2 separate regions of the Homo sapiens genome follow, and region 1 is linked to region 2. A link is a loop called in an ENCODE intact Hi-C map of the cell type or tissue named here. Cell type or tissue: gastrocnemius medialis. All regions are shown on one strand. Each heading gives the region's core, and the rest is flanking DNA. Links, peaks and the distances in the headings are about the cores only. Region 1 overlaps ERCC6L2 (ERCC excision repair 6 like 2). Region 2 has its middle 100 kb from the start of LINC00092.

Evidence for each region. Peaks named below come from ENCODE experiments on the same cell type or tissue, not always from the same donor. Only the 100,000 strongest peaks of a DNase experiment are listed, where the experiment ranks them.
Region 1: a loop joins it to region 2, with 2.5 times the contacts of the local background. A loop is called at or near these places in 1 of 110 quality-filtered maps.

Annotation. Positions count from the first base shown.
Region 1 is chr9:96,006,609-96,011,000 of GRCh38, reverse strand. The region is part of intron 18 of ERCC6L2 (ERCC excision repair 6 like 2); the gene reads right to left. Among named protein-coding and RNA genes, the nearest start is that of LINC00092, 13 kb to the left of the region's middle. In gastrocnemius medialis, for the core only: no CTCF peak of the experiment used is centred there; DNase peaks (open chromatin) are centred at 1,860 and 2,180; H3K27ac peaks cover 1,151 bases.
Region 2 is chr9:96,122,698-96,127,089 of GRCh38, reverse strand. No RefSeq gene overlaps it. Among named protein-coding and RNA genes, the nearest start is that of LINC00092, 100 kb to the right of the region's middle. RefSeq lists an enhancer at 1-307. In gastrocnemius medialis, for the core only: no CTCF peak of the experiment used is centred there; no DNase peak of the experiment used is centred there.

The DNA.
Region 1 (4,392 bases), core at 93-4,092, 120 kb after region 2:
GTCATAGATAGTGAGTGCAGCAGCACTTGATTAAAAGTCCTAAAGTTTTAGAAATTATATTTTACACCATAGTTCCTTAAAACATTCATTTATTTATTCACTTAACAAATATTTATAGAGCCTGTTATGTGCTAAGCACTATAGCAGGAACTATATAACAGCAAATAAGACTCCGTTTCCTATCTTCAAGGAGTTTACAGTTTACTTGGGCTAGACAAATGCATGAAAATCAAAGTAGAATAGAGTGATAAACCCATAATGTAAATTTACCATGAGGTAAATATGGGGCACTACTGGCATTCATAGAAAGGGAACCTAGGTCAGTGATTGGTGGTAGGCAAGGTGGATAGAAAGGGTGTCTCTTCCTGACAAGTCAGTCAGGTAATGATGAGTGAGGAAGTCTCCCAGGGGGAGAGGGTGCATGTACAGGCTCAGGTCCAAGATGACCTGGTTCACAGAGGGGCAGGAGAAACTGCAAGGAAGAGGCTAAAAATCATAGGGGGTCCGTAGGCCAAGTTTAGAAGTTTGAATTTTATCCTATGCAAAACAGAGAATCCTTAGCATTAAAAAAATTACTTTTAATGTATGTTAGTAGGAGCTTCAATGCCACTTTTCTTTCTGCCACGTAGACCAGGTTACATAGTTTGTGTTTCCTTTGCTTTTAGGGGCAGACCATAAAGCACACTCACAACTTTCTTTTGTGGCTTCAGATGGGCCTGTGGCTTCTAGTCCTCACTACACTGTCTTGTTAACTTCCCGAAATCCAGATACTATACATGCTTGATCAACAGCCACTTTCATCTCCAACAGAATATTTAGTAACACATACACATGACTCCAACTTTCTGTCCTGGAAATTGCCAATGTTCTTGTTGGAAAGTAACAAGCATGTTCTTAAGAGGTTCCAGTTTTCACTTCACATGAAGTAATGAGATATTATTCTGTCTATTTTTCATCTTCAAATCCATTTTCATGGCCCTTCTATTAAATATTTGTGTTTGTAAAGATTAAGTGATTGGCAAGGTTACAAGCTGATGTCTTTTATTTATCCAAGGCTTGGTGGTGTCTCAGCAACTGCCAAAGTAACTTCACCTCTGCTGTGCTGAAACCACGACCTCACCCGTGACCCTGTGAGCTGTCACCTCTGGGAGGAGAGCTGCTTCTAACCTCATTTTATCTGAGTAGTCTGCAAGTACACTATGCCACATGGTTGCTGCTTACAGGATAAGCTATAATTATCATTCACTTTATTTCTGCCTTTTAACTGGCTTTCCTAATTCTGGGCCTTCAGAATTTTCTCTAAGAATTTAAGGAACTGCAGGGTACAAACAGGGGGCATAAGCCAGCCAGTTTGTGAAGAAAAGTTAGTTAACTAGAGTAGACTTCCATAACCCACTTAGGGAAAGGGGGAAAAAAAGAAACCAAAGATATGTATCTTTCAGCAAGTGTATCAAAAGCAGTTATGTATCATGGATACAATTCAAAATCCTCTCTCTTTCTGGAGGAAGGGAGGTGGAACACACCTAAATTCATCTTCTGTCTGCCTAAGCTTCCGGAAGGAGAGGAGGACTGAACACTTCATTCAGATGATCATGTGACTGCAGTAGAGGGAGGTGCAGTCTTGATTCTGATTGACTAGGACAGTTAATGGAAAAGAGGGTGGTAAAATGTACATGGTTGGACAGTTTTACTTCTACATCCCTAATTGGTAACCAAAGCCAATAAGGCACATAGTGATTGAAACACTTGAACATGCCACTAGAACTCAACGAAGCTGACGAGTCTGTCATCGCTCTGCCCACGGCTCAAGATGCGTATGCAGCATGCTGTACAGCATTGTGTCCATTCCAAAAGCAAACTCCCCGACCACAGCAGGTGCTGTATCAGTCACTTTCACAATGCTGATTGCAACATCTGATCTGGTGCCGGAGCTGAAGGATTTCATCAGGCTGGACAGATCAATTGTTGGAGAGAAAGGCAAAATAAAAATAGCACCATGGTGCATACCTGACTGGAAAAATGGGTAATGTTACCACCAAGTGCAAGGCTGTGAAGGCTGCTTTCTCGCTTATCTATAATGCTGTGTGCAAACCCAGCTGTAACCTGATGCAGCAGATAAACAAAAGATTCAGTGCTCTACTCTCAGCTGTCAAGCCAGGAGGCACCACAACCTCTGTCAAACTCAACCCAGCATGTGACTTCAACGAAGCCGCAGCATGACTAGCTAGCAAGGGTCTTGACATCAAGATAACACGATTACTCTTTCAACTTGGTACCGACCCTAACCTTGGGGTCACTGGGTGTGCCTTCATAAGTCAGTTTAAGCTCATCACAACCTTTTCTGAAATGACCTCATATGTTATAATGTGAAGTTTCATTGAGGAAGGATTCAATCATGCCTCACTGCTCCCTGGTGCAGGTTGTGACATAATGAAATTCATGAGCATTGAAGGACGACTCATTGAGAAACATGGGGAAGAACTTCCATTTCTTAGTCTTCTGACTCAGAGGGCACAAAGAATTAACACCTGCAAAGTTCCCTAATCTCTGTAAGGTCACAAATACATGGAAAAGAAAGCTAGATAATTCACTCAGAGACTACCAGTCAACAAAGGAGTCCCCCTCCAAACTTACTGATCATGAGGTTGAAGAGGCAGCTTCAAAACCACCTTTTAAGAAGGCACTGGTGAGCAAAGAAGATGAAAAAGGACTATAAGCAGCATACAATATATCTAGGGAAGATATTAAAGTTGCACTGACATTGAAGCCCAGAACAGAACAAACCAGTGTCCCAACATGGCTCTTGGAGGCGATCGAGAACAGAGAACGCATGCAAACTTAGGGAAAAAAAGGTATATGGTCAGTCTCCTGGCAAAATATTTGCCCAAAGTGAAAAGGCACACTCTGCAAAAATCCTTGTTGCCGATCTGTTCTGTGGGTAGGTACACTGTGTGGCAGTGTGGAAGGTGGTCACCTTTCTCTGCAACTGCAGAGAGCTGAGAGCCATACTCCAACCAGCCACGCCAGCACTCCAAAGAGCTGCGGGGCCAGCTCTTCCCTGGGCAGCTGAGGAACCAGCTGCCTGGGAGTCGCCAAACCCCTGCAGGAAGTACTTTGAACCCAGAGACATTTCCCACTGCCCCCAGAAGCCAGCAGGACCAGTCCAACCATGCCTCCCATCCCTGTTCACTTCTGTCATCCATTACCACTGGCCTCTCATCTCCTCCTACTGTACATCTTGATCTAATCCAATCCCTCACCCTTCCAAGCCATCCCTCCGTGCCCCTGGAACCAAGAGTCCCCCGAGTCTTCTGCTTCTATGCTGAATGGTCCTGTGCTCTGCTGATATTGCCTCTTCCCATGCGGCCCTTGCAAGGCAAGGCTCTTGCATCTCACAGCTCTCCAACCTCAGGGTTAGTGCTTCTAGACAATGCTGCTTCCAGACCATTCTTTTCTCAGAAAACTCCTTCCCCTCTTTAACATTTATGCCATCCAGCTAAACTGTTCTCTCCTCAATCTTCAGTGACCCCTTCATTGCTTCCTGCTAGCAGCTAAACTCTCAAGATCCTGGATTAATCTTGCTTCCCACCCCATCTCTTGCCATCATTCTTGATAACATCAATATCCATGTGGATGTCCCACCCATATCTGGCCCACCACTTTCTTTAGCTCACCTCCAAACTCATCTTAACTCCATGTTAGCCCCTACTCCCAAGTTTATAAATTGCCATTGTCATTACCATCAACAGCTCAACCTCCATGTCCCTGACTTAGTCATCTAAGGCTCCAGCTCAGCTGCTTGATGACTGCCCACAACAGCAATGCTGGGGGATATGCTGGTAACCTCAAGTCCTCAAATTCACTGACTCTTGTGCTTTTACACTATCCATCAGCCTCCCTTGTCCAGCTTAGGTTTAACTTTATAATCACTCCTTTACAAACATTCTTCAGCTTCCTTGCTTCTCTCTCCCTCCATTCTAACCCCTGGTCAGACCCAGCCATCTTTCTACTTGTTTCTGCAACAGAGCAACTGAAGCTTGCTGAATAAAATGTGCATACTGGACAGATGATTTTCCTGAAATTATTCTCAAATGGGAACTTAACACCACCCAGAAATTCTGGTCCCATTAAGCTTGCTTTCCTACTTTATAAATGATTTGTTTCCTAACTTCTCTCTCCCTAAATCTTTCTCCCTCTGAACTTATGGCTTCAGTTCTCAACTCATTGAGAAAATGTCACATCTGTGCCTGTGTTTGTCCCTTCTCTTTCAATGCCTCTCAAAGGCCAGAGCGTGGCCTGTGGTTTGGGTACTGCCCTCCACTGCTTCCAGGCCCTCCCTCTTTCTGTTTTCACCTCTCTGACATGATCTCTTTTTCTCCTACAAGTCTTTTC
Region 2 (4,392 bases), core at 252-4,251:
TGGTGGGGCGGCGAGGTTAAAGACCACTCTCTCTGGTGACCACCCCTTTGCCCACTATCTTCCCTGGGCCTCCCCTGAGCTCTTCAAGAGAGAACCACTTGCTTAGAAGAGGCTTGGGAAGGATTTGTACAGTGGCCATGCCGCAGACCTGGGGTGGAAGGTGCAAGAAGGTGTCCTGAGCAGGAGGTCAGGAGGGCCGCTGAGCCATTTCCGAGGGGAACGGCGGGCCTTGGCTGGTCAGGGAGAGGGGAGACTGCCGGGAGGTCCCCTGCATGAGAACTCTGTGGCGGCTCCCTGGGTGGGCCAGGCCGGCACAGCCTCGCTGTGTTCTGTGCAGTTGAAAGAAAGCTGCGGGGCGGAGGGGGCCTGGCTGCTCGGGCCGCGGCCATGGGCTGCGCCACACATGGCTAAAGTACACAGACTATTAGCAATCAAGGAAAGACCTCCCTGCGAGGGAAAATGACATAGGGGTTACTTCACTGTAAACATCCCAAGAACAAGCACTGGTTCCTTTTAAGGGCTGTCTTTACTTCCTTTGAGAAGTTGCAAATGCACCCATGGCGGGCTTTGGCGCTCAGTCACACGTTGGGGAGGAGGGACTCCTATACACACAGTCACTCCCAATGGCAGAAAGCCCCAAATGCCACGAGGATTTGCCAGGAGTCTGCACCCTGAAATGGATTCTGCTGATGCATAGAACCAATAGCGCTTGCAACAGAAAACAGGGCTGCCTGCCGAGAAACACAACCCCTGACAGCCGGGTGCAAACATTCTTTTCAGTTGCGTCCTCCCAGCACCTTTGTTTTACAGGTTGCTTTTAAGAGAAAAAAAGTGTAGTATTTGCTCCTTGCTTGTGTAAGAACAAATTGAAATCACATGGGTCATCTGTCAGGCTCTCGTGAGAAAAGGAGGGACAGAGACTTATCAGGTGTTTGGATCCTCAAATCCTATCCACGAATGTGAAGCCATAGCCCTCTGGGGTCTTTTCAATAAGCGGCTACAAGTTGTCTCCCTTCCTAGGAAGCTTAATAACAGCATTTTTTTTAAAGAGACAGGGTCTCAACTGTCACCCAGGCTGGAGTACAGTGGCACAATCATAGCTCACTGCAGCCCCCAACTCCTAGGCTCAAGTGATCCTTCCACCTTAGCCTCCCAAGCGGCTAGAACTATAGGCACATGCCACCACCCTTGGCTACTTGTTTTATCTTATTATTATTTGTAGAGATAGGGTCTTGCTCTGCTGCCCAGGCTGGTCTCAAACACCTGGCCTCAAGTGATCCTCCTGCCTCGGCCTCCCAAAGCACAGGGATTACAGCTGTGAGCCATTGTGCCTGGCCAGCAATTTTTGGAGAAAAAGATTTGTAGGTTGTGTTGATGGCTATTAAACTTGTGAGTGGCAGAAGGCCCTACACTAGCTTAAACAGAAAAGGACCTTTCTGGGCTTCTGTAGCTGGGCAGTTCGGGGATGGCTCAGGGACTCAAGTGGTAACAGTGGAAGCTAATATGTATTGAGCATGGGGCACAGATCACACAAGTCCCTGCATCTAACCCTCACCAACTCATGACACAGGTTCTATCCTCAGGCCATTTTGCAGATGGAGAATTTGAGAAGCAAGAGTCACAGCTAGAAAGCGGCAAAGCCCAGCTGAGTCCCTAAGCCCTGCTCCAACTCAGTTCTGAGACCTGCATCCTCTGAACTTATTCCATTTTCTCCTACTGCTTCCTGCAGGGAGAAAGGCAGTGCCTGGAAGCCCCTGCTGGACAGCCTCCTTGCCCAGCGACTCCAGGCCAAGGGCAGTCTCCCCAGTTGGCTCTGCAGAGCAGGTCACAGGGCTCCACGGGAAGTAGAAATGTGTCTGGGTGCTGTGACAAGTGCAGATTCTGTGGCCCAGTCACAGCATTCCAGAGATGTAGTCCACTGTTGTCAGAACCTCCAGCTCTCAAGAAAAGCCAGAAAGCTGGATTTTTTAAAACAAAAGTTTCTGCTTTGGGAAATGCTATGCAGTCCTGACAAAATACATCTTGGAGTCACCAGTATCAACCTCTGCTCTCCAGAAGAGCCCTGGAGAGTTCAGCTTCAGCTGCTCACCCACCCCTGAAGTAAACCCGGGCCTGGGGTGTTCTGCCCCATGTGGGACCTGGATCTGCTCCCTGGTAGAGGAGGGACTGTGACTGACAGCCCCACCAAGCCACCTGGTGTATGGATGGAAAGTCCCCAAAGAAGCCATAGGGTAAACTCTAGGCCTTTTCTAGAGCCACGTGTATGAATCCGTAGTCCCACAGGCCAAATCATCAGAGAAAATTATTCCATTCAAAAGTTGAAGTTGCTTATTTTTTTGAACGGTATCAAAGCAGAGATGAATACACTGGGCTGCTGTGAGCAGCGGTGCCTCTTCTCCAGCCTCCTCCAAGGAATGTGCCTTAGTCAGAAAGTAGGGGACCCTCTGAGGTTGAATTGAAAGTGTGTTTTTCATTTCCTATTCCCGTTTCAGCCTGTCTGATGAAATAAATACAAAGGAACCAGATCCCACCCCTTTGTGACATTTGCTAATTACACCAGAGACTTTGCTTGCAAGGCATTCCCACCTGGGCTGGGGTCTGGACTAGGATTAGCAACTTTCTGGGCCTTCCCAATTTGGGTTCTAGCTGCATAGCCCATCTGGAAGAAAATGTGGTGTGTGTACACTTGATTCATGGTAAACCTCAAGTTTATAATTGTTTAGTTCTCCAGAAATAAATCTTGTGACTATTCTCTCACACTTGATAGAAACCATCATTTCGAGCGAGGGCTTGATGTTGAGGTGTGCTGCGTGGTGCAATGAGTTGAGTGCCAGCAGGGGACCCTTCTGACCTCAATCCTCATGCCCCTCACCCCCCGCACTTGTCACAGAACCAAATATTACACTAGTATTTGCTTTCCTCAAGTTGAATGCATTGTGCACCTATGTTAGCTTAAATGGGTTACACAGATCAGGGATGGCAGTGTATTCTTACCTATAACATGACCTGCTATGGACTGAGTCTGAACTGTTTCATGTACTACACACACCCCTTTCTTTCATAACCAATCTAATAATGGGTATTTTGGGCCCATTTTTCTCAGAGGAAGAAACTGAGTTTTCAGGGCTTGAAATGAATCTATATGTGTGTGTATACACACATATATGGTTTTCTGTAAACTATATATTCCTTATACAGTATAAGCTCCTAATACAGGAGTATCAGGATGTTTTTGGCTACAGCTAATATAAACCCCCAACTCCAAATGACAAGAAAACATCGAATACAAGCATAAGTCCAGATGGATGGCTCTGAGGCTGGTTAATTTCACATCTCAAATGACAGCCTTGGGAACCCAGGTTCGTTCTTTCTGTCTGCCATCCTTGGCAGTAGCTGCATCCCATACAGATATGCCCTCACCCAGAGTGAGGGAGGTGGCCCAAGTGTGTTCTTGGGTGCCCAATTCCCTATTTCACACTTGATGTTCAACATTCTGCACCTCAGCCTCTCTGATTTTTGGCACCAGTGACATCAGTAATACCCATTTTCTTCCAATTAACAAGGAAGTTGAGAAGAGTTCTTAGCTTATGTTTTAGACAGGATGTGTATATCAGTCAGGGCTGCGAACCAGTGAGAATTTTCTCCATTGAAAGTGACTCAAGTCGCGTGTCCTCATTTCTGGCTTCTGTTCTCTGTATTGATAGAGAGCTTGGATTTGGAAATCTGGTTCCACCAGTTACAAGCTGTGTCTTTGTGCCTCAGTTTGTGCATCTGTTTAATGGGGATCTCATTAGAACCTGCCTCTAAAGGTTGCTGTAAGGATTAAGTAATTTAATACAGGGGAAATCCTTAGTACAGGGCCTGGCCTGTCGTAAATTATTAATGTTATTATCTAAGCTTCCTGCTGCTGCAGGGGACATGGAGGAAAATGCTCTGACATGACATCTGTACAACTTGTGTTCCAAAGGAAAAGAGAGGGCTACTCCTCCACCTCTGATCCCAGGGGAGGACTCCATGGGCCTGGATTGTGTGTGGCGCCCTCCCGCCAAGGCTAGGCCCTATGGCAAGGCCCTGTGAGGAATGTACTGAGCAGATAATACTCCAGGTGACCCATGACCACTTGGTTTCTTTTTGAATCCAGAGGAGTTGTCATTTTGACTGGATATGTTGAACATATTACATACCATGTTAGCTGCTGTGGTTCTAACAAATATTTGGGTCATGATGCAATCCTTTATTCTCAGCTTAGAGTGCAATCACATGTCTAACGATTCTCTCTGTATTTGATAGAATTTATATTGCTGAAAATGAAATTTTGGAGGGGCAAATAACACCTTCAGCTTTAACAGACATTTAAAAAAACTGTTGTATTTTTTGTTATATAAGCATTAC